Linked DNA regions of Homo sapiens: region 1 is linked to region 2. Evidence: chromatin loops called from intact Hi-C (ENCODE). Cell type or tissue: PC-3. All regions are shown on one strand. Links, peaks and the distances in the headings refer to the core of each region. The heading gives the core; the rest is flanking DNA.

Region 1 (5,585 bases), core at 268-5,267, 66 kb after region 2:
GTGGTCAATGATAATGCCATCGACAGTGCCTTCTAGGAGAACAAAGCTTTTTTGTTCGTTTGTTTTGAGAAGGAGTCTCACTGTATTGCCCAGGCTGGAATGCAGTGGCGCAATGTCAGCTCACTGCAACCTTCACCTTCCGGGTTCAAGCAATCTCCTGCCTCAGCCTCCCAAGTAGCTGGGACTACAGGCATGCACCATCACACCTGGCTAATTTTTGTATTTTTAGTAGAGACAGGGTTTCACCATGTTGGCCAGGCTGGTCTCGAACTCCTGGCCTCAAGTGATCCTCCTGCCTTGGCCTCCCAAAATGCTGGAATTACAGGCATGAACCACGGCACCTAGCTGAGGACAAAGCTTTTGGTGCTTTTCAGTTTTCAATTGGCTTTCGAAGTCCATTGAGGACACAGGAGTGGTTTTTCACCTGTAGGGCTAGATGCTGGATAGCTGTGATTTCACTGCATTCTCACTACCTTTTTATCACTTCTGTCATTCTGCTGGATCTCACTTCATAATATGCAGTGTGTTCTTTTCCTACCTCTCAGAGGCTGACAGATGATAATCCATATGGTCATAGTGTTTGTTGTATTATTTTTTTTAAATCTGCAAAGATTTTTCTAAGTACAGTAACTCAGAGGTTGCTACTCAGAGCCAAGAGCTCTCTGTAAAAAAAAAAATTAGGGAGTCCAGGCTCTGATTAGGAATGAGGGGTCAGATGTTCCTTTTTGTATCATCACCCTGTGGTCCCTTCCTCTTTAAAGAAGAGCGCATTGGTATTCCAGGCTCTTCGGTTGAATTCAGTTTCTGCTGTCTTCAGTCACATGACTCTGCCCCTCCCTGGGGAACACATGGGAAGGGATGTGGTAGACGGGGCTGGGAGGACCTCTAAGTGATTTCTGTTCCAAGATGGATGTGTTTCTTTGTGGTACACTTCATACTACCTTTCAACATTTCTTTCAGACAAAGGGCCAGTGACCAGCATTCTCCCGTCTCAGGTAAACAGTTCTCCAGTTATAAACCACCTTCTTTTAGGAAAGAAGATGAAAATGACTAACAGAGCTGCCAAGAATGCTGTCATCCACATCCCTGGTCACACAGGAGGGAAAATATCTCCTGTCCCCTACGAAGACCTTAAGACGAAGCTCAACTCCCCGTGGCGAACTCACATCCGAGTCCACAAAAAGAACATGCCAAGGACCAAGAGTCATCCGGGCTGTGGGGACACCGTAGGGCTGATAGATGAGCAGAACGAGGCCAGCAAGACCAATGGGCTGGGGGCAGCAGAGGCATTCCCCTCTGGTTGTACAGCGACAGCTGGGAGAGAAGGCAGCAGCCCTGAAGGCAGTACCAGGAGGACGATCGAGGGGCAGTCTCCGGAGCCGGTGTTCGGAGATGCTGATGTGGATGTGTCTGCAGTTCAGGCGAAGTTGGGAGCCCTGGAACTGAACCAGAGGGATGCTGCAGCTGAAACTGAGCTCAGGGTGCACCCACCCTGCCAGCGGCACTGCCCAGAGCCGCCGAGTGCACCCGAAGAAAACAAAGCCACCAGCAAAGCTCCCCAAGGCAGCAACTCAAAAACCCCCATCTTTAGCCCTTTTCCCAGCGTCAAGCCCCTGCGGAAATCTGCTACTGCCAGGAACTTGGGATTATATGGCCCTACAGAAAGAACCCCAACTGTGCACTTTCCTCAAATGAGTAGGAGCTTCAGCAAACCCGGCGGTGGAAACAGTGGCACTAAAAAACGATGATGTCTCCCCGAAACTTTGTATCTGGACTCACCTTTTCACAGTAGTATAAGGGTTGCAGCTGAATGGCTCTAAAAGAGTTTTATTTGTCCAGTGAAAATGAATAGGTTCAGGGATGAGCAACAGCCCATAAAAAATGGGAACTGGAAGTTTTATAATAGGAGTTAGAACAGGGCTGTTTTCCCAGCTACTTGCTAACTGACGAAGTGGATTCTTGTGGCAAAATAAATATTGTGGTTTTATAGTGTGAAGTTTTCCCAATTTTTCATTGTGAGCTGTTTAAAAAAGACTATATCTAGATTGTTAACTCTCGTCCATCCTTCTGTTCTGGGGGCCTTCAGAGTCCCTGTGACAGCACCCCCAAACCTTCCAGTTCTCTGGGTGTTACTAATACTCAAGCATGCACATACCAGCTTGCTAGGACAGAAACTGTAAAAAGAAAGTAAGTTTCTTCGTTACAAAAAACTTCCTGATTTTCCTTTTCATGCTTTACGGAGGGGATTGTGTCGTGTGAGATTTCCCACAGTACCAGTTTCAAATTTTTTTTTTATTCTTATGCTAAATCATAGGAGAAAAATCTAGATAGCCTTTCTTTAACTGTCTATTTCTACCTGCAAAATGAAGAAAACCTTTCATCTGTTGAAATTTCAATCGATAACCCAGCTGAAGATCTTATGCACAGGACACACTTGGCATATGCTTTACGCAGTTGCTCCGGACAGCTTGCTCGCGCCACTGAGCTTTTCCTGAGGTTTGTGTTCGCCTCTCAAGGAGAGCTTTGATCCTCAGTGGTACGGATGACTTGATGGGCTCCATGCGGAGCCTGGCCTGCATCCCCCACCACACAGCTCACTCACCCACCAGCTCTAGACTGCAGACGCACAAGGCCTCTGCTCAGAAGCCAGAACACAGCACCTGTGACTCTGTTACTTGAATTTTGTGCTTTTTGATTGGAGTCCTTTGTTGAGTACTTTGTTAATTGAACACTGCCTTTCTCTGGAGAAGGCCCCAGTGCTTTCTAGCTCCCTCTCACTCCTGCCCTTTCTAGCTCTCTCTCACCCAGCGGGTCAGGGATAGCACCTCTTGTCTCCACTATGCAGATGGGAACTCTGAGCCACACAGAGGTGAAGTAGCACTTCAGTTACTCAAGGTCAGTACTCTCGGTATTCCAAGTGACTTAGCCACATTTCCTTCAGTGCAATAGGTGGGTTTAATGCTCTTTGTACACAGATGTATTGGCTACATAGCGTGTAAAAACCAAGACTGGGAAGCCATTCACTAAAATCCCTCCTGACTCAAAGGACCTGTCTCCAGATGGTACAGAGTCCCTTGATGGCATTTTACAAAACCAGCTCTGACTTCCTTATCCTGAACAGGGAGTTTATTTTAAAAATGCTTCATGCACCTGTTATTTGGCTGAACAGAAGGCTCACTCCTCAATCCCCTTCTCCTCGCCATCATTAGAGGAATAGACTCAGCCTTCATGTTTGTCTCTGGAAGACGATTGGCGATACTTGCAGGAATATTGTTGATGCAGCCAATATTAATTTGAGCTAATGGATTGTTAATTCTGAAACGAAAACTGTAACTGTAGAGCAGGCTTTTACTATGAGAGGTACTACTTTTTATAATAGAGAATGTGGTTGTGTGGGCTTTTTTTGAACAGAAAACACAACAATGACCTATACCGTGAGAAAAGCCATTTTATCTTCTTCGTGGTATTTTTACCCCCAAAGGAACTGAAGATGGAAAATATGACTAATAAGTTATTGCAGTTTTGGTCTTGAATTCTGTGCCATCTGAAGTTAGCATCCAGCTTCTTAAAAAGCAGCCACGCCTACAGCCTGTTTTTTGGGAAGGCTGTAGGTGGAGAGATGGGCTTATTTTGCATACCACCCTCAGGGCCCAGAGACCCACTGCATTTTCCAAAGTTAAGCAAATGACACCATTTTCTTCCATCAGCTAAACTTTACAGATAATAGTGTTTCCACCTCATATCCTTTTCTTTGCCCCTTCTCAAATGAGTCAGAATAGTCATGTTCCCCTTGAGGGATGTCTGACTTGAATGGAGAATTGTTCTTTCCTCTCTTGAATCAGCTCACTAGCTCCCTGATGGTCTGGGTTCAAGGAAATGGTTAATGAGGTAGAGGCCACTTATACAAGTCCTTGGGATTGTACCATTGCTGTCCACAAACTTAGTATCAACAACACATGCTGTGCCCTGTGAACACTCTCCTCTCACCTATTTCCAGGGTTGGTCTTCCTGAGAAGGGGATGGATGAGGTAACACACAGTTTGGGATACGTATCTGTTGAATGAATGAATAAGTGAAAGGATAATAGTCCTCTGAGGTAAAAATGGCCTTGTCAGAATTTTGAAAATCCAACAGATTCCTATTAAAGCACTCTGTGTACCAATAACATGCATGCATTGTACCAAGTAATCACAATGTGAATTGGTCAATTTATGAGCCTTGCCTACTTTAGAAAATAAAGAAACCTGCAGTAGCCTCTACCACACAGCATGTACAAAGACCAGTATGGACTTGCTATCTTCCCTATGTATTGGACACTGTATGCAAACACCAGAAGTACTTAACAAGTAGTGGTTTCTTGATTTTTAGATATGTCTGTAGCCTCTTAGCCCTTTTGCCGGGAATCAACTCATTCTGATGCCTCTGCACCTCAGTTCCTCTTACAAAAGCCTCCAGATGATCTAAATCTAGTTAGCAATGTCAGCCTGTGGACTGCAGCTGTTTGGGACATTGTATTCCTTTGTTTGTCTCTTGTTGTTCTGAAGGATTGTATTGATCACAAAGCTATATGCATAAAGATTCTCATTGTTGTAACTGTTCTGCCATTTTCTGAGTGCAAGCATGGAACACTGTTGTGACAGTCCCTTCTCCCTTCTTCCTTCTTCCTTCACCCCCAACCCCAGACCCCCCTTGGTCACATGAACCAGGGAAACAGCCCAATAAGCTCTATCTCCCCCAGTCTAATCGCTGGGTTGCAGGGTGGCCTGTGACCTGCCCAGCATTTGCAGACTCGCTGGTTCCTGAATATGAGTAAGCACAGAGTTTACCTAGAGAGTTTACCTAAAATTAACCTTTAGATCTACTATTTATTTTTGTCTTAATAAAATGAACAATAAATATAGTTTAGCTGCATGGCATTAAGGATTCTGTATGAATAGATGTATAGTTGCTGCCATCTCCCCATATAAAAACTCTCTTTACATCGTTTCTGAGCCACTTTCTTTGCTGTCTGCAGCATTTAAAATATATTATTTTTCCTAATTAGAAAAGTCACAGGTTTTAGAAAATTGGGAAAACAAAAAGAGCATAAAGAATCATCAATACTCTGATATAGATATAGATCTTTCCAGTACGTTTGTGTATGTGTGTACACGCCATTATCTACAAAAAAGTTATGTTGAACATGGTAGTTTAAGCTGTCTTTCTGGTAAATGCTCTTATACAATATGATTTTTAGTGACTAATATTCCCTAATGTGTTCATGCCAGAATTCACATAACCAGTACCTTGTCAAATAGGAGGTTTCTGATTAGATAGTAGTAGAGACAGTATCCTGTTACATGTATGTACATAGCCCGAATTATTTTCTTAGGATATGCGTATAGAAGTGGAGTTGAAGGGTCAGGAAATATGTCCATTTTTAAGATACATATATCTCCAAATTGCCATTCTTAAAGGTTGGAGTTATACAAGTAGTGAATGAGAATGCCTGCTTCTCTACATCCTGGAAGAGGCAGCAGTCTCTTTCCTTTTTTTTCCTTTCTATGACTTCTAGTGTGGAAGTGCCAACAGAAGTGTTTTAGAAG
Region 2 (5,585 bases), core at 168-5,167:
TGGGACTACAGGCCCATGCCACCCTGCCTAATTTAAGTTTTTTTTTTTTTTTTTGTAGAGCTGGGGTCTTCCTATGTCTTCCAGGCTAGTCTTAAACTGCTGGCCTCAAGTGATCCCCTCACCTCAGTCCTGGAAAGTGCTATGATTTAACAGCATGAGCCACTATGCCCAGCCAGAAAAATAAATTTCATTGTTTGAACTTGGCTGCTGTTTGACTCTCCACCTTCCTCTCTCCTTCAGATGGCTCCTTCCCACTCTGTGCTCCAAGCAGAATGAGTTACATGCAGTACTTACAATTTATCACATTCTCTCTTGCCACATGCTATTTCCTCCGCCTGGTACTCTTTTCTGCACCACGTTTATGTAGTACTTCTATTTTTAGGATTCAGCTGAAGCACCATCCCTTTTGAAAGTTCTTTTGACCACATAGTCTGATTTAGGTGCTTACTACTTCCAGGGTCGTCCTGGCCACGTGGCATTGCAATACTCTATTTCCTGGTTTGCATCTCCCACTGGACTGTGCCGTGCCTGTCTCAATGCTCTGTGTCTAGCACATTGCTTGCACAGGGGAGGTGCTCAAAAATGTTTGCCATAAGATGAACTATACCTTGGAAGATACTGCCATAAGAGAGACATACTGAAAATTGCCAACTGATTTGTATCTCTCTGGCTTTTCTAAGGGTATCTCTTATTTTTATTGTGGTAAAATATATATAACAGAAATTTTACTATCTTAACCATTTTAAGTGTACAATTCAGTGACATTAGGTACAGTCACGCTGTGCATTCATCACCACCAGAACTCTTTTCATCTTGCAAAATTGAAACTCTGTGCCTATTAAACAGTAATTCCCCATTCCCTCCCTCCCCAGCCCCTGGCAACCCCCATTCAGTATTTGTCCTCTTGTGATGGGTTTGTTTCACTTAATATAATGTCATCAAGGTTCATCCATGCTGTAGCATGGATTATATAATATAGTAATATATCCATGCTACAACATGGATATTTAAGGCTGAATAATATCCCATTGTATGTATTACCACATTTTGTTCTTCCATTCATCCATCCATTCATCCATCTTTGGGCACTTGGGTTGCATCCACCTGTTTGGCTGCTATGAACATGGTATAGCTCTGTGTTTTAAAACATGGCAAGTCTGTCTTTGTGCTATCCATTCAATACCACACAAAACTATACTTCTAATAACTGGAATTCTTTTTGTGAATTTTATTTAAATAGTTTTTGGGGAACAGGTGGTTTTGGTTACATGGATAAGTTCTTTAGTGGTGATTTTTGAGATTTTGATGTACCGGTCACTGAAACAGTGTACACTGTACCCAATGTGTAGTCTTTTATCCTTTGCCCCCCTCCCATTCTTCCCCCCAAGTCCCCAAAGTCCATTATATCATTCTTTTGCCTTTGTGTCCTCATAGCTTAGCTCCCACTTATAAGGGAGAACATATGATATTTGGTTGTCCATTACTGAGTTACTTCACTTAGAATAATGGTCTCCAGCTCCATCCAGGTTGCTGCAAATGCCATTATTTCATTCCTTTTATGGCTGAGTAATATTCCATGGTAGAATGTTACTTTTGTTTATCTACTTGTTGGTTGATGGGCATTTAGGTTGGTTCCATATTTTCGCAATTGCAAATTGTGCTGCTATAAACATGCATGTGCAAGTGTCCTTTTCAAATAATGACTTCTTTTTATTAACACCCTGTAGTTAATAACCTGAATTCTTTATAGCTTGCATTCTGAAACATTTTTCTCGAACTATCCGCCTTCTGGCCTGTTCCAGTCATTCTGGCTTTCATCTTGATTTGTTTTTCTTAAAACTTTCTCCAGCTTCCCTCTGCATCTGTGATTCGTGCTCTGCTTCTTGTTTGTGGCTTTGGATCAATAATGCTACAGATCCAGTCTAATTAATCATGGATCAAAAGCTAAAGCATCCTTCCCCCAGATGGTTTATTATTAATACCACCCAGAAAAATAATTTATAATTTAATTCTCTACCTCATAGAGTTTGGGATCCTTGGTAGAATGTGTTCCCTTCCCCTTTTCTTCTTCGCTATTTCCTCCTCTTCCTCTCCATCAAAAGTGGCTTTATCTCCACCTTTGCAGCTGACAGCAACCCTCCCATGCTCCGTTGATGAAGCCCTCCTTTCTTAACCCCTCGTCCATATGGCTCTCCCTCCACCCTGCTCCATCTCCTGTGATCTCAAGGCCTCGGAGAAATGATCTCAAGGCCTCGGAGAAATGAAAAGTGACCTTTGGTATTTGAGACAACCAATAGCAAAATATAGCTCCCACTTCCAACAGCCCATATTGGTGGGGGAGGGATTTGCTTCATACGTGGTCTGTGTTGGGCCATTCTCCTTCTCCATGTTTTCTCTGTTCTTACAGCACCATCTTTTTGCCTCATTTCTTTGCTCTACTCTATTCCTCCCCCATCATCGTCTGGTGACTCACACTGTAATCCTAGCACTTTCGGAGGATCACCTAAAGTCAGGAGTTTGAGGCCAGCCTGGCCAACATGGCAAAACCCCGTCTCTACTAAAAATACAAAAATTAGCTGGGCGTGGTAATGGGCGCCTGTAATCCCAGCTACTCAGGAGGTTGGGGTGGGAGAATCACGTGAACCTGGGACCGGGAGGCTGCAGTGAGCCAAGATGGTGCCACTGCACTCCAGCCTGGGCAACAGAGCGAGACTCCGTCTCAAAAAACAAAACAAAACCAAAAAAAAAACCCCGAAGTACTACTGACCTAATGCTATGTAACACAGTTTACAGAAGGCTTTAGTGTAACATGGAGAGAAGCTGTAGCATGAAAGAAAACAGGCAATGGCTAACTACTGAATCAAATCCTAGACAATATTGTTCTTAAATGACCTTTGACTTTCTTCTCCTGGGAATTCCTCCTGATAATCTTTTCCTCTAGGCTCTACTAATCTGTTCTGTTGCTCAACCATCCTTACTGTTAGGAAGCCAGAAGCCCCAGAGCCTAGAAGGTAAACTCACATCACTGGCCTAATCCAATTTTTCCCTCATGGAGGAGTCAGCCGTAGATAAATTTGCTGCCTACTAGCTTCACTCTGTGCCATTCTGACTCACCTGGATGGCATCAGGCAGGATAGAGGAGGCATTCTAAACATTTCTCTTTGAACAAAGTTCATTTGGAATCAAGTTGTATACCAAATTTTGTAATGCAAGTCTTAGACATATGGCAAGGGAACATCTGAAATGTTGACTCACTCTATCAAAATGTCAACATCAGTAAGTAGTTAATGAGATTTTTATGAGATTTAATGAGTAAGTGTAATATAGTGCAAGATTTTTAAAGCATTTTAAAAAAGTCTTTGGACAATTTTGTTCGAATCATCTCAAAAGTTATCTTAACACAGATAGTGATTATGACAGCTGCTCCCTGCATGGGAGGGAACACAACAATGGCACAAAAATTATTCAAGGCTGATTATACTGAGTCTGCATCATTGAACATTTTCTCTCTATGGAGAGGGTCTTCAGTTTGTTGCTTTTTCAGCTAACTAATCAGCTTCCTGTTCCTTTCTCACATTTGGCAAATTAATTTTCAGGACAAATCATGTCTGCAGTTTCTAAGGAAACTACAGGGGCTCAGATTTCTCCCGGATGAGTTACAGGGTGGGTTGATGCAGAAAGGAGTGCTCTGTGAGGTGCTCACCAAGCCCCATCCCACTGTGTACCCTAATTGACTCCTGTATGTCCAGCCATGGCATCGTATAAGATAGAGCCAGTATTTGTAGCCCTTACCTGAGAACTTCACTTGTTCTGTTATCATGAGATTTTTTTGTTAACTGGCAGTGCTAGGCTGACCTTGTTATTGCTGCTTCTTTGATATTTCTACCAGTACCTTGTTTGTACTAGTAGTTAAATAATGGAAGAAGAGTTTTTGGAAATGATGGACATTTTGTTCAGTTGGTAACTTAAATGGGGGCTGTGAACAAGTCTACTTTCAGAACTTCCAAAATGTTTTGATCCTGCTAAGATACAAAATACCTGATTATATTTTATTGACTTAGTAGATAGAGTATGGCTTTCAAGTGAGACAGACCTGGGTTCAAATCTCAACTTCACCACTTAGTAATTGCATGACCTTGGAAAAGTTATTTAACCTTCTGGTCAGTTTGTTCATTCATTTGTTCATTCTTTTTTCTTTCCTTCCAGAATAAAATAATTAGAAAAGTGCAAGGAAAAATATAATAATTTCCAATATTCTAACTACCTAGAATTATCTACTTATATTTATATGACTATATTTTCCTTTAGTTGTTTTTTTCCTATGCCTAGGAAAAAATTACCCTATTGATATATGCATACACTCCCCTTTTACTTCTTGTTTCTTGGGTAATAATATATACTTTGTTGGGCTAAACAAGATAAAATAATTAAAGCATCCTGCCCAGTGTCTGATCCACAGTAAACAATTGGTATATGGCAGTAGTTGTTATTATTGTTAATCCTCCTCCTATATTTGCGCATCTCTGTTAGCAAATATAGTCCTGGCAAATCAACAAACTTATAAAAATAATTGTTTTTGGACAAACTATTTCTCTTCCCACGATATATTTGTAAGCCACAACTGGAAGAATTGGTGTTAATACGTGTAGGAATGTAGAATACATTGTAAAACCTATTTATATTGCAAATAATGAAAATGTATTCAAGACCAGACCTTTTTCATAAATGATGGACTGCACTTGGTAAACTTTAAAAAAAATGGTTGAACCAAATTTTAGAAAATTGCATGCATTATTTAAAAAGTTATGATGTTGGAGAAATAGAACAATTGAGAAGAAAATTACTCACTTAAACTTTGCTGTGAAAGATTGATTTTTTTTTTTTTGCTTGCAGTGATCTTGCAAAACCAGTGGCTACGGAGTAATTAATGCTGGGGCTTTATTAATTTATGAAGAGCAGAAAAGGGTTGGCTTGTCTGCATCGTAGCTCATTCTTCTCAAGTAACATGTTAAAAAAAATCAAGATGCTGAAAAATTGGAGCAATTTGTCAATTTAAACAAACGTTCTTTTTATGGGCTTCCTGGAGTGATCTTGCATTAAATTTCTAGGTCAAATTGGGTGGTAACGAAAATAAAGAGCAAAGAAGCTTGGGTGACCTGGCGGCATTGTTGGTAATCTATGACAAATGTTGTAAGGTAGGTTTAAATGTCCTTAAAAATATTGTAGGGTTGGACATGGTGGTTCAAGCCTGTAATCCCAGCACTTTGGAAGGCCGAGATGGGCAGCTCACTTGAGCCCAGGAGTTTGAGACTAGCCTGGCCAACATGGTGAAACCCCGTCTCTACTAAAAATACAAAAATTAGCCGGATGTGGTGGTGCACGCCTGTAGTCCCAGCTACTCGGGAGGGTGAGGCAGGAGAACTGCTTGAACCTGGGAGGTGGAGGTTGCAGTGAGCCGAGATTGCGCCACTGCACTCCAGCCTGGGCGACAGAGCAAGAGTCCATAACAACAACAACAACAACAACAACAACAAAAGAAAACCCCTATGAAATAGGCACTTTTGCTGTCCCATTTTCTGGATGAG

What was found. A loop is a pair of places that touch in the nucleus more often than their neighbours do. Peaks named below come from ENCODE experiments on the same cell type or tissue, not always from the same donor. Only the 100,000 strongest peaks of a DNase experiment are listed, where the experiment ranks them.
Region 1: it touches region 2 in a loop (5-fold over the local background); 4 of 110 quality-filtered maps call a loop at or near these places.

Annotation. Positions count from the first base shown.
Region 1 is chr12:64,874,041-64,879,625 of GRCh38, forward strand. It overlaps TBC1D30 (TBC1 domain family member 30), which reads left to right. Exons shown (of 12, transcript NM_015279.2): 12 at 961-5,585. The coding sequence ends at 1,748. Among named protein-coding and RNA genes, the nearest start is that of LINC02389, 6.9 kb to the right of the region's middle. In PC-3, for the core only: no CTCF peak of the experiment used is centred there; no DNase peak of the experiment used is centred there.
Region 2 is chr12:64,807,882-64,813,466 of GRCh38, forward strand. It overlaps a transcript of TBC1D30 not described here. Among named protein-coding and RNA genes, the nearest start is that of TBC1D30, 14 kb to the right of the region's middle. In PC-3, for the core only: no CTCF peak of the experiment used is centred there; a DNase peak (open chromatin) is centred at 3,140; H3K27ac peaks cover 1,598 bases.